Regions from separate parts of the Homo sapiens genome. Here region 1 is linked to region 2. The links are chromatin loops, found by intact Hi-C in ENCODE. Cell type or tissue: Panc1. All regions are shown on one strand. Links, peaks and the distances in the headings refer to the core of each region. The heading gives the core; the rest is flanking DNA.

Evidence for each region. Peaks named below come from ENCODE experiments on the same cell type or tissue, not always from the same donor. Only the 100,000 strongest peaks of a DNase experiment are listed, where the experiment ranks them.
Region 1: a loop joins it to region 2, with 5 times the contacts of the local background. A loop is called at or near these places in 45 of 110 quality-filtered maps.

The regions. Positions count from the first base shown.
Region 1 is chr3:187,609,739-187,622,517 of GRCh38, forward strand. No RefSeq gene overlaps it. Among named protein-coding and RNA genes, the nearest start is that of SST, 54 kb to the right of the region's middle. In Panc1, for the core only: CTCF peaks have their summits at 6,754 and 6,963; a DNase peak (open chromatin) is centred at 6,753.
Region 2 is chr3:187,672,223-187,685,001 of GRCh38, forward strand. No RefSeq gene overlaps it. Among named protein-coding and RNA genes, the nearest start is that of SST, 8.2 kb to the left of the region's middle. In Panc1, for the core only: a CTCF peak has its summit at 7,588 (motif pointing left); DNase peaks (open chromatin) are centred at 6,909 and 7,609; H3K27ac peaks cover 1,970 bases.

The sequences.
Region 1 (12,779 bases), core at 1,982-9,981, 63 kb before region 2:
TCTCAGGATTCCTGGTTTGTTCTTGCAGTCATTCTGGAGCTAAAATTCATGATATGAGCCTTCACACCCTGCTCTGTCCATTTGAGTCAAAGCTGCAATCTAGTTCTGCCTCCCATCTGTCATGATGATCGCTCAGAACCCCTTCTCTATGCTTCTTAATTAGAATAATAATATGGCTGGTGCTCCTGCAGGCATCCTGAGACCATCGTAGGTCACATAAACACAAAGGACGGCTGAGCTGCATAGGAGTTCCTAGGATCACCATCGACATGTATGGGTGATGTGCCAGCAATAGATTGTCCACCTCTGAGTCTTTCATTGCTTGATAGAAAAACAGATTTCTATATGTTATCTATGCCATTTTTTAAATCTTACTTGCCACTGAAGTTATTCCCTAAATGAAATACATAAAGCTAGTCTGTTGTAAAGTATTCCTTGAAGACATCTTTCTGTCTCCAATCTGGGATTGAGAGGAGGGAAGGACAATGGTACATTCATAGTGCAGAATTAAACAGAGAGTAAACTGGAAATAGGTAGGAGAAGTGTCAGGCATGAGCCTGGAGAAAATGAGCTGTGCTGTAAGACCCCCCAGCCCAGATTCTACCCGAGTTTGGCTGCTAAATGTTGGTGATTTTGAGCGAGTTACATCCTGTCTTTTGACCTTAGTTTCTTCATTTTTGCAGTGAATTTGGGCCAGGTATCTCCATGGTCCCAACACAGGGAAGCAACCAGTCTGTAAACCCCATGAAGCAAGGAGCTTCACATTTCCAATGATAAGAAATAAGGTTCCTAGAAAGCTCCTCCCTGAATTCCTTCATTTTCAATCGGAGACTCTCTGAGACTTCTAACTCTCTTGCCCCTCCTTACACTCCCCTTGTACCCAGGAGATACACATGAAGTTTGCCCCCATCAATAAAGTCCTCCCAATGTGCACAAAGTCCTTCTTGTGCATAAAGTCCTCCCCACTCCCATTCCATCTTCACCATTTTTCTCCCTCATATGCAAGAAGTTCAGCCAAATCTCATAGATAAGGCAATTGCACTCACATAGGACTATAAAATAGCATTTTCTATCTGAGGAGTTCAAATAGCTTCACAAAATTACATTTTCTTTCTCAAGTGTCCCAAGAAATTTGCAGCTATTTCTCTTTTATATATAGAAATTCATTGCCAGCATGCACATTGAGATTTTTGAGCTCTCAATTCTGTTTAGGGAATGAGGCTTGTATGAGACAGCTTACAAAAATATAAAAGTATAAAACAATTGTTGAGCAGATTGTAGGAAAAAAAAACAAAAACAAAAAGCCAGAGATCCTCAGATCAGCACAGTTAATGTGTGCCACATGATCTTACACTGTTGCCAGAAAAAGCCACAGATTTTGTTCTCCACTTCCTAGCTGCTAACACAAAAATACAGTCACAGTTTCAGAGACATTAACTTACTAAAGGTCATACAGTCACCCAGAAAATCTGCAGCCAAATCAACCAGAAAATTTAGGGTCAAAGTATTGACCATTAGACCCCTTCCCTGGACTAAATTCTATCCCACAATGAGTCCACCAACAACCCCTCCCTTCACAGGCAAGGCAGCCAAAAAGCTGAGAGACATGACTCTTCTAAAGTCTGGGAAGCAGAGTTGTTCACTCTGCTTGATGTAAACATCAAGCAGTTCAAACCACAGAGACAGGATTTTCCAGAACTTGGTGCCTCAGCCAACGTGGACAATGGGATGGCTAGTCAGAAATGCATCACTAAAGAATGTCACAGAGAGGAGAACTATTAGTGTCCATGCAAGCATTGTCTTGGGGAGGGAAAATCATTAGAGTCCAGACCTAGGCCTTTGCTGGATGGACAGCCTGATGCCACTATTTTCCTTGTGAGATTCCTCTTGATATGAATTCATTCTCAGCGAGCAGCCTCCTGATTAAGGTTTAGCTTCCCAGGGAGGCTTTCTTCTGTGAAGAGACAGCTCTGGCATACTGATGTATGTGGTCTGGGCCTTGTGGCCATGGTCCTTCCTTGAGAAGCTGTAGTTTTGTGCATCAGCATTGTGAGTTTGGCTAGTATGAGTCTGCCCTGGAAGAGCACACACTCCTGGCGGTAATAAAATCAATCCTGAGCCTACATGATTGGGGGTCAGATACCAGGCCATGGTCAATCCTCTGAGGGAAGGAAGGCATCCTTTAGGACCCCTCAAGGTAACCAGCCAGTAGTTCCCCTGTAGGCACCCCCTCGTGCTGTCTTGTGTTAAAACTTCCACAGGGATCAGCATTGAGGGGGCCCTTGGTTTCCTCACTTTGCCTCCTCCCTTTCTTGTTTGGGTGACCCTCATGGACTCCCAGGGGTCTGGCCAGCAGTGATATATATTGCCTCTGGAAACTTGTGCCTGCCTCAGACCCTGCACATTGATGTAAAAAAAAAAAATCATTGCATCTCAAACAACCAAATTGCTAGTACTTTACATTTACTACACACATTACCCATGGGCAAATTTGAAAATTATAGCTCTTCTCGGGTGTTTTATACTAGATTTCAAACAGCCCAGCCCAGCGTGAAACTGCAGGGAACTGAAATGAGTATGGAGGTGGAAAGTGGAGAAGGATCAACTTTATCTCCTGATTAGTCAAGATGAAAAATGATTTGAGAGACATGAGAGGAATGACAATAACATGGTTCATTGGCCTGATTGCCTGTTGTTCATAAACAGATAATGGTGCCCCTGGAAGTTTGTGCAGCTTAAGTCTGCTTGTGATGACCAAATAGGACTGATAGAGTTGTTTTCATTTGGGGCTTCAAACACATTCTTAAAATGCTGTAAAATACCAAAAACACAAAATAAAAAAGAAAGAATTCACAGGATATTCAGTGGTAGGTCATTATTGGGAAGAAGGCAGAACAGCACAGAGTTATTGACCCTTTGAAGTTTAATTTTGAAGCAATCTCCCCTAGAGGCTTTTTCCTGACCTCCACCCTACTCTCAATCAGAAAAGAAGGTTATGGGTTTTTTGCTTTTGTGTTTTTTAAAGCTTCTTTGGGCTGTCCTCCTGGCACTTACTCCATCTTCCTTCCTTTGCAATCACTCACGGGGTGCTGGGTCTCTTCCATTGATTTCTCTTGCAGTATTGGCTTTATGCCATTTACCATTTGCTCACAACAAATGGACAAGGAAAATGCAGGAGAAACCATGATGCAATGGGACTCTCTCATGTATGGACAGCACTTTAAAGTGCTTCACAGATGTGATCCCATCTGAACCCCACAAAAGCCCTGGGAGGTTTACTAGAACTAACACTCTGTGCTTCATATAAAGAAGCTTTTATTCTTCTACAGGCATTATTTTCATAGATCTTCTCTAAAATGGGGATTGCAATTGTTTCTACCTCATAAAGTTGCTACAAAGACTAAACAGAATAAAGAATTTATGTATGTAAAAGCACTCACAACAGGGCCTAGTGCATAAAAAAGGCTCTATATGTTTGCTGTTATTACTTTTTATTATCACTATCTTATTTAATCTGGAATCAGAAGGCTAGGACTGAGGTTTTCTACCTCTAAGCTCAGGGTCCCTGTTAGCACCCTCAGGGCTCTGGCCTGGCATGAACCAGGGTATGTATGGGCCACTTTCTGCTGTGGCCTCCCTTGTCCACTTCTATATCACAGGCAGTTACCATGGACCTTCTCCAAGAGCACTGCCTGCCATGGTCATCTATGGCTGCTTCTATGAAGATACATTTTTCTGCCATTCTGAAAGAGAAAACTTCTCTTTCTCCTCTGGGGTTCGTCTCTTCCCTCCCAGTGGAGAGAGAAGGCCATCTGCTCCTGAGTTCTGCAACCATTTCAAATTTTCTAACAGTGATTTGCTCTTTACCGGAGGCCCAGGCAGGTAATGTCCCATTGGGCAGAAATGCCAGTGCACACTGTCTCCCAGAGAGGTACATTAGGCCAGGCAAGACAGGGGCTGCCTGGCATGCAGCAGCAGGGAGGAGGCTCTGGGCATAATTTCAGTGCTGATTCCAGGTTGGCTGGTCTGGCTCCAAAGGAAGGAGAGCATAGCTGAAGGTGGACCAGTTTCACTTATGCATTCCCAAGCCAACACCAGAGCCGCTGGTGTGCTGGCTGCTGCAAATTCTTCCTCTGGCTACGAAAAGGCAAAAAAAAAAAAAAAAAAAAAAAGAAAGGGAAAACAAGTAAAAAGTTAAACCATTAAACAAAGGCAAACACTGTGTCCTGGGGATCTAAACACAGACACTATTTACTGGATTTATTCTATCATAATGGAACCCTTTTACCATCCTCACATCCAGTCATAAACCTTGTCGAAGTGTAATTGGATATCCCGTGGCATTGGATCCCTCTTGGACACCTCTCGGAAAAACAAACAAACAAACAGACAAAAAACAAAAACCTCCCACTTTCCTCCATCCTCTCTTGAGACATTTAGCTCTTTCTTCCTTGTTAAATGTTGTTAGTCTACATGTCTTGGCTTTCTGACCTCAGATATTACTCCATTATGCAGAATTAACTTAGCTCTCTTGGGAGTCAAGGCAGCCCCTTCCACATGACTCTTCTGTAGCATTTACCTTATTTTCTCTTGGTTATTTTCTTATTCTCAGTCCTCAACTCCTTCCTCTCATTGTCAATTCTGAGTTCCACAGGACAGAGGTATTTTCTCATCCTTGTATGCTCAATGTCTAATACAGCGTTAATAACTGCTAACTGAATACTCTGAGATCAGAGATTGAGGTTTAGTCATCTCAAAATGTACTTGACACATAGGAATTTCCTTATTACTTGTTAATCCAAAAGAAATTCTGAACTAGTGGCTATTTCTAAGGAAGTAACGCTCCATAGTTTTTCAAATTTACATTACAAACTTAGTAGTGGGTATCAAGGAATATGATGTGTGAGTGGGAAGGGGTGGTTCTTGGAAATGCTTGTATTCCTGATAGTGATGTTTTGTGAAAGCCTGTTAGTTTTTGCAAAATGACTGGTCCTCAAAGTTTGTAAGTCTTAGACTGGAAAGTGGTCTTAAAGCCATGCATCTAGTTCAACTCATACTTGATACATGAGTATCCAGCCTATGCGTGAACACTGCTAGGGTTAAGGAAAACACTAGTTCTGTAAGCAACACACTGAATCTTTAGGCAGCTACGTTAGAAAGTGCTCGCTATATTACTTAGCCATTAGAGACGATGATTAAGAGGACTATATGGCCCCAGTGAGCATGTTTTCTATAATGGCACATAAAACAAAGAAAAAGCAAGGTACAAAAGCCATCATAAATGTTATGAATATAGCTATGAAAAATATGCATGAGGGAAAGGGTTAAAAGAAAATATATCAAAATTATAATTCATTCACTAATTCCTTTACCAAATAGCACTAAGGCCCTATTATGGGCAAGGCACTGTTCAAGACACTATGGATATGTCATGGACAAGGTGGACAAGCCTTAATAGCTGGGTTATGATGATGGAATTGGGGTGAATTTTGTTTATTATCTCCATATTCCCCATTTTCTGGCCTGGGTTTATATTGATAATTAAGAAATCCTTCCTTATACTGAAAGGATATGAAAAAGAATCTTTTATTTCTTGAGTCCTGGAGATTTCAGAAAATATATTATACCAATAACTCTTCTCATGAAGAAAATGTTGACTTTCTATTAAGAAAGAAATGATCAATTGTGCCAAGGTGAGTGTGACATGTCTCCAAGGAATTTATCGGCAAGATAATGCTTTCCACTGATCTCAAAGAACAGAAGAGCTGTAAAATTCTCAAGTCAGAAAGGACTTTCCAATTTATTTACTCAGATTACCAAAATCAAGAGCAGAGCTAGAGCTAGAAAGCATAGGATAATGTTATAATAAAACCTCAGGGTTGGAGGAAACCTTAGAGTTGAACCCTCTAGCCAGCATCCCTAAGTGTTCATCTGACATCATTTTGAAGTCCTCTAAAGACAAACCATTGCATGCATTTGATTAAATTATTGCAAAAGAGAAGTTTGGCTCACTGCAAGTTTCGTGAATAGCCCATAGTGGGCAGTTCTACACTTCAAATAGCTCTTTCTTCAGTGTGTGGTTGCGTTCTAAAGGAAGTGGGCTGGGATGTGTGTGAGCATCTACCCCCTTCAAGTATGTGAAAAGGTCCACATGCATTACTAGAGATTTATGTCCTCCTTGCAGTGTGGCTGTGAGTGATAAGCAGCATCTCCTACATAAAATGTCTATAAGAAGACAATTGTCGATTAAGCTGGGATCACTTTACCTGGGATGACAGCACAGAGTTTGTGAAGAAATCCAATGATAAAAATTGAAGCTGCCTCAGTTGAAACTCTCTGGAAATCAATAAATCTATTACACCAATTTTTAATTCACCAGTAGTAGAGTTTATCTAAATATCATTATTGGCCCATGCTGACAACTTCAAAATGGAGTTTGCCTTTTGCTTAGTGAATAAAACCTTCCAAGGTAGCTAGCTGCTTTCAAAAGCTTTACAACCTTTTTTCTCACAGCAACTACTCTGATGGAGAGAAAATGGATTGTCTAGAAAGAGGCATCTTTTTCTCTGGTCCAATGATGTTAGTAACATTATCTTCACAAAGGATTACTCTCTGATAATCAGAGTCTGTCTCAGAGTCTGGCTCCAAACTTCACAAAATTTCTGCCATACCAGGCTCATGGTTCTTCTCTCTACTGCACTACAAGACATGGGGGTGGCCAAATAAGGGCACAGGGCTTCCTAGCAAATACATCTGCCACAGGCAGGGGGCAGCAAAACTCAAGGTCTCATTTGTTAAGATTTGCCTAAAACGTGCTTTTCTTGATGTGGGGTGGGTTTTCTGGTTTGTTTTTATTCTGTGGCAGTTTCTTGCCTCAACTGCCTTATTAAAAATGATTAATATAATAATCCACTTATATTTGTGTAGAAGCTTTTAAATAGAAAAGCTCTCAGCCTGCTTGGAAATTAAATAACTATTTCCTATTGACGGCATTTCCTTTGAAATGAAAGTTCCTGAAATGGATGTTCCTGGGAGGCTTCTAACTCGTAAGAGTTGAGGAGAGTATTAATTGCCATTTTGCTATTTATAATAACAGTGTCCTTACAGCTGAACACATCATCCATCCGAGTAATGAGGAACCACCATAAATGGGGCCTACTCTTTGTGAGAAAGGTCTAGAAAGAATCAAGATGCAAATCTATTTCACAGAAGCCAGAATGGATGATCTTTCTGCTCAGATGCTCTGGGAAATTGATGAGTATTGTGAAAATGGCAGAACACTTGACACGGGAAATAAATCTGTTATTAAACCAACTTGTTCTGTTGTTTGTTCTTTTATCAAGTTTTTAGTGTCTTGCTTGCTTTCCTAGAGTCAAGCATAAAAGAATCTCTTTCTGACTCGGCAAGCAATGAGCACTATGTAAGAGAGAAAGTGCACTGGTTTAATTCTCAACTATGACTCAGGCCAAACAGGACATGTAATTCTCTGTTCCTCCATTTCCCCATCTGTGAAACAGGATTTTCATTCTTGGCATGGCCACCACATTGTGAGGATCAAATAAACTAATAGATACGAGAAAGTGATGTAAACTATAAGGTAGTCCTCTATAACTAGAATCGTATCCTTATTGCATCACGTTGATCATAATTTATCTGCATACATGTCTGTCTCCCTAATGGACTGTGAGGTCCAGATTCATCCGTTTCCATGACAAATTAACAGGGTGTTTCTGTTATTCTCTTTAAAAGGCTTGAGTCTACATGACAACCAAATGGTTTACAAAGGAGAAAAAAATCAGTACTCGCTTTCACGTCACCGAGAACAAACATCTAAAGATTGTGTTGCATGATATCACATTTTTAACAGCAGGCGGATATTTGTCATAAAGTCACTAACTAACTTCAACAGGATGTGTTAGCCTTCACCATGGATCTACCTGGAATTAATAAGGACACTTGTACCACAAATGCACATACACACAATCTGTCCCAGGGCATAGTGTAAAAAAAGCAGCACAGAAAGAGGCATGTGTGTGTGTGTGTGCATGTGTGAGTTGAAGATTAAACACACCAAGAGAAAAATGAGGCAGCCTGTTCAACACCGTAAGAATAAGGAGAAGGTTTTTGTTGTTGTGTATGTCATCATTGTTGTTGTTACAGTAAATAGATTAGAAAAACATTCAATAACAAAATAAGGGGAAACCCAGGGTAGGGTTAGCATCCGCAAAGAATTTCCTAATGTCCTATTTAATCTAACAGGGTGCCAAGGCCTTGCGCATTAGTTCCACAACTTTCTGATATATCAAGTTTTCTCTAGGAGACAAACACAAACTGGCTTCCAGAAACAGCAAGTATATCCCAGTATTGAGACCTGAAAGTCGTCATAAAGAGCATACTGTTGTGATCGATATCTACACACTTCCAATAAATAAAATGCTTTGTCTGTACTATGCCAATGTCAGTAAAAGTAATTCAATGAGCAGCCAAAACCATGCCTTAACTCAAAAGCTCTGTAGTCTTGGTGCCCAGATAACTCTCCAAAGCATTTACTAGTGGGACCTCGGACAGATGATGTAGTCTTTTTTGGTTCGTTTTCAAATCTGAGAAAGAGAAGTATTTATCCTGATAGGGCTTCTAAGGGAAAATAATCAAAGACAAACTACCTGGCACATAGTTAGGTTCTCAATAAGTGTAGTCTGCCTTCCCACTGTGCAAATAAATGCCCAAGAAATCTGAAGAGAACCCATGTTCTAGTTGTAAATGACAGGCAACATTAGAGGGTAACTTCCTTTGACCCAAACCCTGAGTGTGTGGTAAGCAAGTCTTTTATATATCAAGGCCTTAATGCAAAATTAGATTTACGGCACACATCCTTCTAGCCATAACAGCTCTTTAATGAGTCCATTACGTTAATAAGTAGCTTGGTAGCCCAGCTCTTTGCTGTATTGTCTTTTCATCTGCTCAGCAAGACCACAGGCATTAACTACATAAACATATTCTGCATTTTGAAAAGAAAAAATAAAAAACCCTGCCACCCCTGGATACTTATCCCTTCAAGGAAGTCTCAGACTTTAGCAACAACAAAGCGTTGGTGTGTGGGACCCCACAGAGTTCATGAATTTCAGATGCTTGTAAGAAATTATCTGTTTTGCTGGACTCTTGCTGGGATCAATCAGCCCCTCAGTGGTTGGTACCAATTAAGAGCTAGTGTGATGCAAGAAGAATATTTTAAACACCATTTGACACCAAGTACTCCTCTGTCCTCTTCCTGCCTCCCTCCCTTCCTCCCCTCTAACTCTTCCACCAACCACCTTTTCAGTCCCTTTCCTTTTTAACTGTGACTCCCTGACTCCGCTCAAAGTCGTGAAGTGTAATGAAAGTAATGGCACATGTGTCTTTTCTGCAGAGGGATACTATTTATCGAGTGATTTCCCATCATCTCACAGCATCTCCCAACAGTCTGGTGTAGACAACAAGCAGAACTATCACTACCTCAACCTACTCTCTCCCTCTGTCTTTCCCAATGTATTCCCCATTTGTTCCCCACACAGCTGCCAAAGTAATCTGCTGAAGTTCAAACTGAATCATGTCATTCCTCTGCTTAAAGTAAATCCTTGGCTTCTCCTCATTGCCCAGAGGATAAAGGCCTGCTAGGGTTCACCCCTACCCTCCTCCTCAGCCTTGTCTCTCGCCACTCCTTTCCCATTCATTCTTGCAATTCTCTGAACACATTAAATGACATTTTGTCTTCCTATTTTTCTCTGTCCCTGAACTACCCACATCACCCAGGTCATCCAAGTATTAATAGCTAACTCATATATATCCTTAAAGATTCAGCTCAACCAACTCCAGAAAGCCTTACCCAATTCTCTAAGATGACTTAGGTGCCCTAGGGCTATATTCTGCAGCACTAGTGTTTGCTTCTGGCATAACACTTATCAGACTGCAATATCATAGCCAGTTAACCCATCTTTCCAGACTCCCCACCTCCAACTAGACTGTGAGTTCTTCGAGAGCAAGTGTAGGCTTTGTATACCTCCACAATCCTAGTGTCTGGTACGGTATCTCATATATGGTAAACCATGAATTCTCAACTTGGCTGCTTGTCATGGTTACCTGAGTTAGTTTGTTCATGATGCAAATCCTCTAGATCTAACTCTGGAGTTATTAAATCAGTATGTCTGTTGGAGGTGGAACCTGAGTTTGCGTGTTTTGTTGAAGTTCTAATGATGATGTACAGCCCTAGTTATGAATAATGTGGTATGTAGGTATTAATAAATATTTGACAGTCAATGAATGAATGAATACATAATGTCCCCATTTTAGAGATATTGAAACAAGCTTTAAGAGTTAGAAATTTGGCCCGTTTTGCTCAACACTAACTTTTGGAAAGATAGTGATATAAAGAGGTATAGGATAAAGCCTTTCTAGACTAGAGTTGGACTCGAGTTGTTTATTTGCATGCAAATCACCTGAATTACTCTCTAGCTTTTTCAAGCAGGAATAGGCCTTTTCATTTTGGGAACTTAATAGAGTCTGACCCAGTGTCTAAAACACAGTAGGCCCTCACTATTTGTTGAATTGCAACTGCATGGTGTGAATCAAAGAGCCCTGCACCTGGAGTGAGGAGCCTTGAGTCCTAGGCCTCTTTGTGATATTAACTGTGACTTATTCTGGGGTAAGAATTTCCTTGGGCTTTAGATTCCCTATCTACACAATCAGAGGTAGACTAGATGATCAAAGGTTGCTTTCAGCTCTGACATTTTTTAATCCATTGAGTGTTGGAGAGCTTGAGTCTGAATTTTGGCCGAGTGCTAGATGAAACACCTTCACTATGACTAAGTTAGATGGCATCTGAGGCCCACAGGAGAAGTGACATGAGTACACTTTTTAATCCATCATGAATGTGGCCAGGATGGAGGGCTGCCTTTTGTTCTGCTGAAGACAAGTGAATATTCAGCCCTAAGCACCCCCAAGGCTTGCCTGAGATGCTTACCTTGGCTTTCAGACACCAGCAAAGATCGCCCACTCTTGATAACATGAAGCCACTGTCACAGTGGCCTCTGATATAAGGGCTGACTCCCTGGAGGAGCATGGCATAGTAAGGAATGTGGAGGGAAGGCATGGGCTCTCTGACACTCACAGAGGAATAACCATAACCTAACACACGCACCCAGAGTGGCGGTGTGCAAATCATAGATAATTTGATTTTAACAACCTTGCAAAAGGAAGAAGAAGTAAGTACTATGCCTCTACCTTGCATGTTGGGAAATTAATGCTCAGAAATGTTGAAGGATTTCTGCATAAATGTAAAGTGATTAAATGTAGGAAGCTGATGGCAGATTTTTCTTTCTCCAGTGTAATATTCCTTTGGCTACATTGTATTGCCTCTTTTTCTTATCTTCTCTATTGGATCCTTACAAAAATCCTGCCAGCGAAAAAGGGCAAGTATTCCCATTTCCATTTTATGGAGCATAAAGTTGAAGCTCAAAGAGACTTTTCAGTCTCACAGTAGGTAGCGGGGACTTCCAGTGCACTTTTTGCTATATCACTACTGCTTCTTTTTTATTGTATTTTATTGTATAATCTTACTTGTACCCCATCAGAGAGGTAGAACATACTGGTAATATAATTTGCAATTTTCTAACAAGAAAACTGAGGTCCAGAGAAGTAATATTGGAGAAATTTATTAAAGATGAATTTATGAGTTTAGGTTGGCAAGAAAATGACCTTTCCAACAATTGGAGTTGCCGTCATTGGAAATGAGCCCCTGTACCATCACAGGACCAGAGGACCGCTCAGAGATATGGCACAGGCGACTGTGAAATGATGAAGAGTTGACTTAGATATTCATTAAGCTCCTTCCTGACCATATGCATCCATGGTTCTATGCCTGACCCAAAGCCCCCAGCCAGTATCTCATCAGTCAGGATGTGAACCCAAGTCCTCCAAGTCATACTTTATCCTATGCATTTTTTGCCCTATCCATTCAACTTTCCTTGGCTCATATTTCCAAATATTTCAGAATCCAACTGTCTAGGTGTAGGTGTAGTTATCATTTGAACACTGGCCAGAACAGGATCTCTCTGTAGGTTTACTGAGTAAACACTGACAAATTGGCCACTCAACAAATCACACATATTAACATGGAGTATTCTTCTCAAACAACATGAAATGATTTTTAAAAGTTCCTAACTTGGAGACTGGACCTTGGCTCCAGTCCTGAATTTTCCATCAAATGCCTATAGGAACCTGATCAAAGTCACTTTCTGTTTCAAGGCATTGGGCATCCTCCATTGCAACGTGACTGTTGGACAAGAGGTTCTTTTAAGCTCAGCAACGCAAGATCACAAGACTAATTGTCTTTGCTGCTAGCCATGGGAAGGCTGGAAGACAAGGAGCTTGGAATAACAAGCTTATCCAGGGGCTAAACAGAGAAAGCCAGGCTTAGCAATATCATATTGACATTCTTTACCAGCCTTGAATCCATTTGAGTTTGGGAGGTAAGAAGTAGCCCAGAAACAATGCAATGAGAAATTAGCCTCTCTTCTTAAGTCCTAAATGGTCATATGCCTTTGAGCTCCATTGCCCAGTCTCAGGTTGGCACTGTCTTCTGTCAGTAGCTATAGTATTTCCCCTACCACAACCCATCTCTATTTCCCATCACTGACAGCCCCATCCTCCATCTCCCTAGACAGATCTCCCTGCTTATGTTCCTACCATTTCTTGTCTGACAATCAATTTTCCTATCTGTCATTATCAATTCTGTTCATTAACTC
Region 2 (12,779 bases), core at 2,986-10,985:
ATCTTCCCCTGTGCTCTAGGATCTCTTCTGTCTCCTTCCCCAGACGCTTGCTCCCCTCCTTCCACATCCTTGTGCTCTCCCTCTACACTTTCTCCTCCTTCTTATTCCTCCTTTTCCTTAACCTTTCTGCAAATTTATGTTTCAGAATTTTCCTCACTCAATCCTTCTTTTGTCTCCTCTCTTGACTCTGTATCCTCATTCCTTTGTTTTTCTTGCTCTTCTCAATCATTTTCTGACTTTGGTTTGGGTCAGCCCGGCTCTTTCCCTGCCTTCTCACCCTGCTTAGCCAGTGCCTATCCCAGTCTCTGCCTCAAGACATCTCTCCCTCTCTTTTCTCTCCTCTTTTCTTTCTTCTTCCCTCCTCAACTGCTTCTCACCAAAAACAAACAAACAAAAAACCTCATGATGTCTATCTGTTTAAGTATCTACTTATGAATAGTAAACAGTTGCTTCCCTCATACCCTGCTGAAGAGCTGAAGCTGTAAATGAGATGACTTAAGGGTTTTGCTTTTGTTGTTTTATAACTCCTGGAGAGTTATGAGTCTGAGAACCACTTATCAGAGAAGCCAGGACAAAAAGGGACATAAATTCTCCCTTAAGCCCTCCATGGCCAGTTATAGCTTAAAGGTTGGTTTAGCATGAAGCACTTCAAACTTTCCCAACCTGAGCCTTCTGTAATCAACCCCCAGGGCATCTCTCCCAAGTCTCAAAGCTGGAAGGGTAAAGTGTTTTGTGGTTGTATTGGGGACGCTATTGCCCAGACCAACCAAACTCACTAGGAATCCTTACCCAGTCCTCTGTTGCTCACAAAACACTTTCTCATCCAACACTTCAGGGCATGCTATTCCCACCTCACAGAGGAGGAAACTGAGGTCCTGAGACCTTCAGTGCCTTACAAGAGGGCACACAGGCAGGAAGTGGCATGGTCACAGGGAGAATGTTACTTCACTTGAGAAAGCTTCATGATTCCCTGACTCAGAGATGCCAGAGATTCCTGGCCGAGCAGTCTGCAGCCGGGATACATGCACCTCTAGAAGGCATCCAGGCCTCACCTCTTTCATGTGCAGCTTTTTCTGGACAGGATATGATTTCCCACCTCCCTTGTGGAACGTACATTTTGGAGTGACTACCTGCCAATATAAGGAGTAGAAACTTATTTTAATAAAAAGCAACATAATCTGTGAATAGACATAGACATTCAATGTTAAGCAATGCAAGGAAGGAGAAAGTGTCTGTACTGGGAGTCAAGAGACCTGGGCTCTAGCCTGATTCTGCCACAACCAACTGTGGGACATCTTCTCTGGGCCTTGGTTCTTTATTTGCAAAATAAAACTTGGCAGGTCATCTTTGTGGTTCCCTCCAGCTCTGATAATTAATGAGTATAAATTTGAGGAAATAAAAAGGCAAAGTAGAATATACTATTATGTTAAGATGTTATTATTCTCTCAAGATGAGAATTTTATATTGGAAAAGAACCTGGTTTTTACGTAATATCAGAAAGGAGGCTGAGTGCAGAGGACATTTCCCAGGCCTACTAGAAGATGTATTCTTGACTCTTGCTTCTGCTGCTGACCTGCCTTTCTCACTCTGGACCTCAATTTCTCCATCCTTAAAATTGATTCACTCAACCTCTTTCTACAGCTAATTCCAGAGAAAATTTGCTAGACAGATGCCAATGATATAGCAGTGAACTGGATAGACAGAGTCCTCATGAGAAAGACAAAGAATAAACATGTTAATCAACATGTATTAGGGTTAAAGCAAAGTATAGAGCATAATGGTAGGCGGAAGATACTTCTGAGGAGGAGCTCTTTGAACAGAGCTCTCTGAGGCAAGGGAGCTAGCCATGCAAATATCTGAATAAAGATATCTCCAACTCAGGTGGAAGGACGATCAATGCAAAGACCTGAGGCAGAAGTATGCTTGGTAGATGCAAAGAGCAGCAACAAGGCAAGGACTTGAACAGAGTGGTTAAAGTAGAGAGGGTTAGGAGATGAGGTCAGCAAGGCAGACCAGGAGCAGATCACAGGAAGCCTTGAAGGCTGTGGCAGGGAAACCATTTTTGAGCAAGAAAACTGACCTGATTTGGTTCTTTTAAAAAATTCTTTTAAAAAAAGCCCTCTGCTTAGTGGGGAATTAATTGTAGGAGGGCAAGAGTTCAAGAAAGGAGATAAGCTAAGAGTCTAAGAAGTGTTTAAGAGAGAAGAGGAGCCAGGGCAAAAGGAACACAGATTTTCTTTGAAATGTCTCATGGCCAACTGTGTGGATTTGCATAAAGGGACTTTGAAACTTCCCAATACAAGCCCTTTGCTCCCAACCCTCAGGGCCCATCTCAATTCCCAAGTTCCAAAGGCTGGGAGCAGGGAGGTGTTTTGTGTTTTTTTACTGGGGATCTTGTGCTCTAGACCTAGTTCTGGTGACATAAGATGATGTTTGGGGCTAAGGTGGTAGCCATGAAGAAGGTGAGGACTGGTTAGACTTAAAGTTCATTTTGAAGTATAGTAAGCAGGATACAATGATGGTTTATTTGGATATCGAGTTAAGGAAATGAGAAGAACCATCAACAATGCCTAGAGAGTCATCCAGATGCTCTCTCAAATGCCTTCAAGTTTGACAAATTCTAGAGAGGTCAGGAAGTGGGTTTATGCTAAAAACTTCTCCTGGACATTTTGCAAATAGAAAACCATTGATTTTCCAGACAGAAGAAAGTGAGGAAAAATGTCAGTGGGGAGAACAACATGGAACAGCAAAAACAGCCATGGACTGGGAGTCTGAGGCCCCGGGCTTAAGTACTCAGTTTGTATCTGCTTAAAATGGACCTGATTCTCCTCTGTTTTTCTGAAACAAGATTTGAGAACCAAGTAAGACAATGTAAGTGAAAATGCTTAGCAGTCCGTAAAATGTCACAGGTTTTATTATTGCTGCTCAGATGGAGGCAACCAGTCCTAAGCCGAAGGTGATTCCAATGAACCAGTCAATCACTTTGGGAGCTGGAGACCCTGCTGAGGCTCTGACCCAAGAAGCATGCAGGCCTTTCTCACTGGGAATGTATAGGGTGTGATTTAAAGGTCTAGGAAGATCTCACAGAAATGCAGCAGATGGGTGGGGAAATCCCTCCATTAGAAAATAGTCTCTTCTTCCTTACATATACTTACCTTGGAGATATAACACATTAAAACTTAGTAACTATTAACATTTTAATATGGATTCATTTGTTGAATTGTCTTCTAGATTTATAGCTGGCTAGTGGAAGGTTTGATTTAAGTAAGCTGGGAGAAGGAGATCAATTTGGAGCAAGAAACCATGCAGCAGAGGGCAGATTGCACGAGATGAGCCGTTGGGGATGGCGGGAGGCTATGAGCATATAGATTCTTCAAGGGTGCTTGGATGAAAATCACATAGGGACCTTTTCTTCTAAGCAACCCCACCGTCATGGAGCACAAGAATTAAAACTTGCAACCCTCCAAGGGCTTCCATTCAGCTGGAAAATTCCCAGCTCAAGCCCCTGGAACTGCTGATTGTAGAAGAGCCAGACTTCCCTGCCAAATTGACTTTCACCAACTTCCACAAAGCCTAGGCTGAAGTGATTGCTTTAGGTAATAAAGGGCAAGAGACCTGTAAGGTTACCTGTTCCTTGGAAAGGGATGGGTGGTGACATCTCAGGTTCATTTCTTGCAGCAGTCTCCTATCCTGTCACTTTCTAGCTCAAAAGCTGTAAATGAGTCCCCAGTGCGAACGTGTTCAAATGCGCACACAGCAGTCTGACAGTTGTGTTTCCTTTGTGACTTTCCTATGAGTCTCCCTCTTCATGGTTCCTTGTCTGCCAGCCCTCCTAATCCCTCTAACCACTCACTCTTCCCTGTACCCTCCCACCTCCATTTGCACATGCCGTTTCCTCTCCTGGAATATCTTTAACCTGTCTCTAACTAATAAGATAATGTAGCCTATTCTAAGATGTTTCTGAGGGCTTCTCACTTAGAATCAACGGGGCCCACTCCTGTGTCCAAAAGTGTGGCTTTTGTGCCCCTAGTAGAGACCCTGACATATTTCTGTTCCTTGGGACTCTGTATGTCTCATCTAAAAGTGTCAAGGCTCTTGGGAGGCTGAGGCGGGTGGATCACTTGAGGTCAGGAGTTCGAGACTAGCCTGGCCAACATGGTGAAACTCGTCTCTACTAAAAATTTTTAAAATACACAAAAATTAGCAAGGCATGGTGGAAGGTGCCTATAATCCCAGCTACTTGGGAGGCTGAGGCAGGAGTATCACTTGAACCCAGAGGCTGCAGTGAGTTGAGATCATGCCACTGCACTCCAGCCCAGGCAACAGAGCAAAAACTCCATCTCAAAAAATAAAAAATAAAAATAAAAGTCTCGATGCTCACTGAGGGAAGAACCCTTGTCTCAGCTATCTTTACTTCCTCCTCAGTGATTATGAAAATGTTAAGCACAGAGTATTTGTTGAAAAATGATGGTTGAGTTGAAGACAAATTTATCTGTCTTTATTTGTGGGTCTCTGTGGATTCTGTGAGTAGGACAAGCCTAATGAAAGGCAGCTAACTGAGGTCTGTATTACTTGACACACACAAACACCCATAACCCCCAACCCTAGGTAGCTGATACTTTCAGGAACACATATCTACTGATCCCTTAGTCATCTCTGAGCTTCAGAAAGAATAAAAGCTCAGTGTAAATGTTTCTATATATTAAGAACTAACTGAATTTGTCATGTGAGTATGCTAACATAGTCACTGAAAGTGTAAGAGTTTTCATATTGATTGGAAGGCCAAGGGAGGAAAGATCTATTTACCACTGAAATAGGCACATGTTCCTGGTGCCATAGAAGTGAACAACAGTGCTAACTCACTTCTGTGTACTATTTCACAACTGCTTAAGTGTGTTAATAACATAATGACCCCAATCAAGCAAGGAAATGGAGGCCTAAGTTACAAAGCTAGTGTGCAGCTGGGCTGATGTCTGAGCCCTCATTTTCGCTCCAGCGTTTCCTTTCTCAGAGGAAAGGTAAGGTATGTAAGGAAGTTTTGTTCCTAATTCTCTCAGCTTCCCTTTCTCTTTGTGGGTCCTTTGGACTCTCCAGAAGCTTCTCACTTGTTGCTCTGATTTCTGCTCAGGGCTTCCCAATTAAATAAAATCGAACAGTGTTCCACCCCACTATGCCACCCAGAGAATATCTCCCACTTTACTTGACCTATTTTCCTTCCTAAAACCAGGCATTAAAACTGAGGTTTTCCAATGAGCCTTCCCAGGGCAGTCAACAGGGGTGGTGCTATCTTGGTCAGTGCAGGGTCTGGGAAATGAGGCCAGAAATCAATGGCCCCTTCCCCTGGAACAGTGGAAAATACATGGCAAAGTTTCCTTTTAAGATGATCCAGAAACCTCTATTTTGAAAAAGTATGATAGAAGCCACATAAACACAAAAATCACCCATGGAATGAAAGTATCTCTGCAACAGTTCCAATTTTCTCACACTCAAATTTATGAGTATTACTCTAGACAGGTGGTTCCTAACCTTGGCTTCACCCCAGGATTGCCTGAGAAACATTTATAAACCACAGATGCTTGGATCCCAACTGAAGTGATTCTGATTCACAGGTCTGGGCTGGGCTCAGATATCTGTATCTTTTAAAAGCTTAATTCTAGTCTGAAACTGGATTTTTACCGTCCTAGAAAACTATTAGGTCATAAACCACTGTCCACTGTCATTCCTCTCTTATCTCACTCAGCTCTGTTCCTTCTTCCCTCTCCCTGTCATCTTTCTCTTATATTTGTCTCTATTTTCTTCCTTTTTTTTTGCTTTCCTCTTGTCCCTGTCAATCCTCTGTCTCATTTTTCTTTTTTTTTTTTTTCTGGCTCCTATTTGTCTCTTCTTACTCAACCACTACTCCCCTTTTCCTTCTTGAGAACAGCAAGGGCGATGAGGTTGGCTTTGCCTTGTTGAGGTTAAAGCACCTGCTTCATTGACTTTCCTGTTATTACCCCTAGAGTTGAGGGCAGGGGCAGGACTGAAGCCAGAAATGGATCCACCTACTGACCAGAAACTAAAAAATGATCTAGTCCCACCCCTCAGTTTACATATGGAAAAACCAAAGCCAAGAGAAGGAAAAGGGCCCTCTCGAGGCCACATAACTAGTTTCAGAGTCAGAACCTCTGTTTTTTGTTTGTTTGTTTTTGTTTTTGTTTTGTTTTTGTTTTTGTTTTTGAGATGGAGTCTTGCTCTGTCACCCAGGCTGGAGTGCAGTGGTGTAATCTTGGCTCACTGCAACCTCTGCCTCCAGGGTTCAAGCGATTCTCCTGCCTCAGCCTCCCAAGTAGCTGGGACTACAGGGGAGCGCCATCACGCCCAGCTAATTTTTGTATTTTTAGTAGAGACGGGATTTCACCACATTCACCAGGATGGTCTCAATCTCTTGACCTTGTGATCCACACGCCTCGGTCTCCCAAATTGCTGTGAGCCACAGCGCCCAGCCGAACCTCTGATTTTTAATTCTATCTTCTCTCCTTGACACAAGTACACTGTGAGGTTCCTTGAATCTCTCTGACCAAGTGGTTGAAATACTCTTGCAAGATTGGCAATTCTTGTCCTGTTCTCTATGTATCCGGCAGTCAGCCAAATCCCATTCCCTGATAAGGGTATTAATCTACAGAGAAAGCTCTGGGGGTTCGTGTGCAGAGATTTGGAGATCCCCAGGTTGGACCTTCATGCTTTGTGTCTTTATCCTTCTGGCTGTGCATTTCCTAATCTTACAAAACAACCAGACCTGTCCTTTATCGCATGCTTCTGGGATGCTTCCGCCCACCAGAGAGAATGCTGTTGTTAAGCTGAGTTCTCCTGCCCTCTGCTGGCTTGACTGATAGAAGGCGCCATCTAAAATTTTAGGGCAGGATTTCATTCATTCTTTTATTTACTCCACCAACTTTCTAAGAGTGTTCACTATTAAAAAGGGTGCTCACTATGCACTATGTTATTGGTGCTGCAGTTGCAGAGAAGCATGCAAAATAAACTCTTCCTTCAAACATTCAATTATTAAACACTTTGTGCCAGTGTCTGGGCTGGGCATTCAGAGACTTGGCTTCAAAAAGAAGTCAAGATTTGGTAGCTTTTATAGATTTTTGTTCTGAGTCATAAAATCAAAGAATCAGCACTAACAGGGACTACAGATACCTTCTAATCCAGTGTATTCATTATAGCTCCTCTAATTAGGTCTAGAGTTCTCTGCACACAGTCCTTGGAGACTGTCAACATGGGGAGGACACCTGTCACAGGGATATTATTTCATTGATTAGGATTCTGCATAAAATCTCACAGAAACAAAGGGTTTCGAGGGGAAACAATGTTCGAAAACTGCAGATTTAATACAAACCCTCCTTTTGCATGTAATCCGAAAGCTTCCCAGCCTCACAAACCTGTACTTACAATCGATGTCACATTTTTAACTGATCTCACTGTTTACTGGCCTAATCCCTTTTTTTTTTTTCACCCATATCTCACTTTCTTTGCAAGGTCACCTTCTGGCCATGAGGCGGGGAGAGCTCCAAAGGAGGTTTTGCATGAGTTGAGCGCTCCCTCTTGTGGCTGTCCAGGATATTGCTTCTGTGCCTGGCCAGAGCTCCCTTGGTCCCAGGTCAATCCCAATGTTATGCCCAGAACTGAGGACGATTCCCTGATCCACAGCCCTCTTCATGCTGCTGTAAAGTGCCAGGGTGGAGTCTCATACACCGGTGGCTTTCAAACTTTTTGATGGGAACTTATGTGGGAAAGACATTTTACATCATGACCCAGTGCACTCATGCATGCCCACACATACATTTCTCAAAACAATATTTACCTTTATTTCTTACAATAAACTATGCTATTCCAATTATTTTCTATTTTGTTTATTTTTCTGTTTAATGCAGGTTGTAACTTGGTCATTAAGTGTGTGATCCACTCCTGAGTCACCAACATGAGTTTGGAATGCACTGCCTTGAGCCATGACCCACCTGCATGCACTCGGCTGGCACTTGGACCTTCTAGGCTGCCATTCTCTCCATGGCTACTCATTCCTAAAGAGTCACATGACAACAGTCCTTGCTGCCCTGGGATGCTGGAACTCCCCTCTTCTCTTATTTCTCTCCTCTGCCTTCCATCTTTTTAGAGGGTCTCACCGCAGAGCTGCTTAGGTCCCTGGTTGTTAAGACAGTGGTGTTTACCAAGAGCAGTGGGCTGAATGGTGGCCCACAAAAGACATGTCCACATTTTAACTCCAGGAACCTGTGAATGCAACTTTATTTAGGAAGAAAACAAAAGGATCTGTGCAGATATAAGTAAGTTGAGGATCTTCAGATAAGAGCATCCTGGATTATCCAGGTAGATCCTAAATCCAAAGATAAGGATACTTACAAGAGACAGAAGAGAAGACACAGACACAGAGACGAAGGCCACGTGAAGTCAGACACAGAGTGAAGGGACACAACCACAAGCCAAGGAATGCCTGGAGCCACCAGGAGCAAGAAGACACAAGGAATAATTCTACCCTATAGGGTAAGATTGGAAAGAGTGTGGCCTTGCTGACACCTCGATTTCAGATTTCTGTCCCCCAGAACTGCAAGAGAATACATTTGCCTTGTTTTAAGCTACTCGTTTGTGGCAATTTATTACAGCAGCCACAGGAAACACATATAGCCACACCTATCATTTCCCCAAGCTCCAAGGGGATCAGACAGAGCTGGATTTGAGTCTGTTCCACACCATACCCGGGACCACTGCTCCTTTCCAAACCCCAAGCTTTTACATAGAGTCGGGCCCATTCTACCAAACACCTTCTTCTTAAATATTAGATTAGACTAAGAAACTCTAGAGTCTGCTCTTGTGATGTTGCTCCTATTGCAAGACCCCACTTCACCACCCTCCCTTCTGGAAGACATGCTTCGGTCAGCTAAACCCCAACTGTGGACACGTTGGAATTTTTTCTCCCAAAGTTTCCTCAGATGTTATGCACATCAGTTTTTAAGGCTGGAAAGCAGGTGTAGCATGTCAGTAGGGATGGTGGGTTAGGTGTGAAGATAAAAGCCCAGAAGAGTGAAATGATTTGCCCAAAGCTGCACAGTAAATATGTGGCAGGTGGATGCTTTCTCTGAATGCTAACAACATAAATATGGAGAGTTTCAGGGGTTTTTCTCCCTTCCCACTGCATTAAAGGTAAGGTAAGATCAAGCCTACCTTTCTCAGGTATATTTTGCCTCAACTCAGCTTTTGACCTGTTTATATCACCAACTGCTTTGCTTGCTTAAGGGAAATCACTGCTCTCTCCTGTTTACCTCAGCTCTGCAGTTCCTTGCCATAAAAACTTTCTGATAAATTGGTGAACCAATGCCATGCCTTAGAGGAAAATAATAATAATAAACTATTGGCATAGCCGCATTTGAAAGCAGGAGTCACAGGGAAACAGATGTCAGCCTTGGGTTCTTAACAAGAGAACTAGTTCAGCAGAAAAACTGTGTTCTTAGAACCAGGGAGAGGCAAGATAAACTCTAGTCAGAAAAGATTCCCACAATGAGCAATGAGCACAGGAGAAAACTTCCCAATCTCCTCTAGTCCTTAGATTCCATGTCTGTCTAGAGCTGTTCCTTCAGACCCTAATCCTCATTTTCTTCTTTAAGAGGCCGGGCCAGGTGCTGTGGCTTACGCCTGTAATCCCAGCACTTTGGGAGGCCGAGGTGGGCGGATCACCTGAAGTCAGGAGCTCAAGACAAGCCTGCCCCACATGGCGAAACCCCATCTCTACTAAACATACAAAAAATTAGCTGGGCGTGGTGGCCCATGCCTATAATCCGAGCTACTCAGGAGGCTGAGGCAGGAGAATTGCTTGAACCCCGGAGGTGGAGCTCGCAGTGAGCCGAGATCGTGCCACTGCACTTCAGCCTGGGTGACAAGAGCAAAACTCCATCTCAAAAAAAAAAAAAAAAAAAAAAGGCTGGACCTTTCTGCACACTTTTTACAACTTCAGAGGAGATTGATGCAAAAAACATACACCATCGTCCCAGAACCTACAACATAGGTTCCCACAACTAAATAATTCTGAAACGAGACAAGCTCCTTGTGGTTTGTTGTTGTTTGCTTGCTTATTACAGCAATTATCTTATTGTCTGTCAATAGCATGTTTGCGAGTCTGGTTCCTTGCAAAAGGCTTTGTTGTAAAAAGACTTTCCTCAACAACAAAAACTGTGCCTTCTGACCAGGAGCTGTGACTCACGCCTATAATCCCAACACTTTGTGTGGCCAAAGTGAGAGGATCATCTGAGCTCAAGAGTTTGAGACCAGCCTGGCAAACACAGTGAGTCTCCGTCTCCATACACACAAAAAATAAGTTTTAAAATTTAGTTGGGCATGTTGGCATGCACCTGTAAGTCCTAGCTACTTGGGAGGCTGAGGTGGAAGGATCACTTGAGCCAGGGAGATAGAGGCTGCAGTGACCCATGATTGCACCACTGCACTCCAGCGTGGGTGACAGAGTAAGACCCTGCCAGAAACAAAAACAAAAACAAACATCAAAAATAACTTGTCTCCTGGCACTTTGGGAGGCCGAGGCAGGTGGATCACGAGGTCAGGAGATCGAGACCATTCTGGCTAACACGGTGAAACCCCGTCTCTACTAAAAATACAAAAAATTAGCCAGGCGTGGTGGTGGGCGCCTGTAGTCCCAGCTGCTTGGGAGGCTGAAGCAGGAGAATGGCATAAACCCAGGAGGCGGAGCTTGCAGTGAGCAGAGATCGCGCCACTGCACTCCAGCCTGGGTGACAGAGTGAGACTCCGTCTCAAAAAAAAAAAAAAAAAAAAAAAGAACTTGCCTTCCTGTCATGGCTTCCCTAAAAAATTGTCTGGAAAATACCAATGCAAAATACTTGTGAGACATTGAAGGCGTGTTGACTCTAACCTCTGTTCTTACCATTGTCTGTCCTTCCTTTTTGAAGCCACATCTTACTACTCACTTCTTGTAAATTCTTCTTTAGATGTGTGTTTCTTCTTAGTCTCTCTCCATTGTCATCATAACGGACTACCACTCTAATTCAGGACCATATTAGGTCTCCTGTAAACTATTTTAAAATCTTCCTAACTAGCTTTCTCATCATCAGTCCATCCCTTCCCTCTGCTCTCATTAGCTGCCACTAACTGCTAACCTCGTCTCTTCCAATTTATTCTATACCGTACGGTCTGAGTCCAATTCCGGATACATATCTGATCATATCATTGTCTCCCTTCAAAACTTCAAATACAAATCACTGTTTCCAAAAAAATACCCACACTCCTTATGCAGGTTTTTGAAGCCCTTAAGAATGTAGTTCCAACTTCTCCTCCTTCAGTTTTATTTCCCACTGATGCTTCACCCTTCAGAAAACATATGTGCTCACCATTTTCTAAAATGTTCCACATATTTTAGTCTCAAACTGCTTGTCTTGTTCCATCTGTATGCAATACGTTCATGCCCATCTCCTTCTATCAAAGTCTACTTGCTCCTTAGGGAGCATTTCCAACTTCGTATCCTCCTGGAAGAAGTGGATACTGATATTTGGAGACCTGGAACTTATACAATTTGGTATGGAGTAGGGAGCTCTTTAGGAAAAAAAGAATACAAAATTATGAATAAAAAAACTCTTCATAGAGGAAGTTTAATAGAGATTCATAGAACAAAAATGTTTAAACATATTGAACACCAAGACTCTGAGATAAATGCACTAGAAAACAGCGAAGCAGGATGATTGTAAAGATAAGTGTAAAATGCTCCTTACCCTCAAGAAATTTATAATAAAGCAGGAGTTTTAGAGACATGATAACAGCTATCATACAGAACAGGATGAGTTCATTAAGTACAGACTCCAGAAACAGGTTGTGGCAACATGCCAGATGATGTTCCAACATGCTTAATTAATGTTGTCTCAGGGTGTCAAAGACTACTTCCTAAAGAATGGCATTTATTGTGGGACTTAAATAAAGGGAATAAGCCAACTTTTGGTGAAGATTGGGAGCCCAAGAATTGAAAGCTTGGAGATCCATGTGTCTAAGGAGAGGGAACAGTAAAAATGCTCAGTGTGTTTCAAAACAACACATAGTGCTATGTGACCAATGCCCTGTGACTGCTTCTATGTTGGACCACAGTGCCAGCGTACCAGTTGATGACCCAGGAGACGAGCCTGATATATTAGTTGTGATTAGTTTCAGCTTCAAATGACAAATAAATAACCATGGCTTTAAAAGCAGAGAAGTTTATTTCTCTCTCACATAAAATTTCAGGCGGATGGTTCAGGGCTAATAAGGCATGATGGTAGCTACCAAGGTAACTTCTATTTTGTTCCTCTCTTCTGTGTGGTCTTGAACATGATCAAAGATGGTAACATCTGTGTTGAGGCAGTAGGATAGGAAAAATAAAGAATAAAGATGAAAGTGAAACACATGGTCATCATCTATGGGAGGTGGTATTTTCCAGTGATGATTATAGTGATGTTCTTACAAAATGATTTTGACATATCTTCTATTGAAAGGTAGGGTCTTTGCCCCCAGTCTTTAAAACTAGGCAGATTTTATGACTGTTCTGATTAATAGGCTATATTAGGATTGACACTATGTGAGTTCCAAGCTAAGTCATAAAATAAAATTTTACTTCTGCTTTCCTCACTGAAATATTCATTCTTATTGCCTTCAGCCACTAGAGCAGTTTAATTGCCCCAAGGTGGCCATGCTGTGAGGAAGTCCAAGAGCCCATATGGAGAGAAGACCTGGAGAAGTCT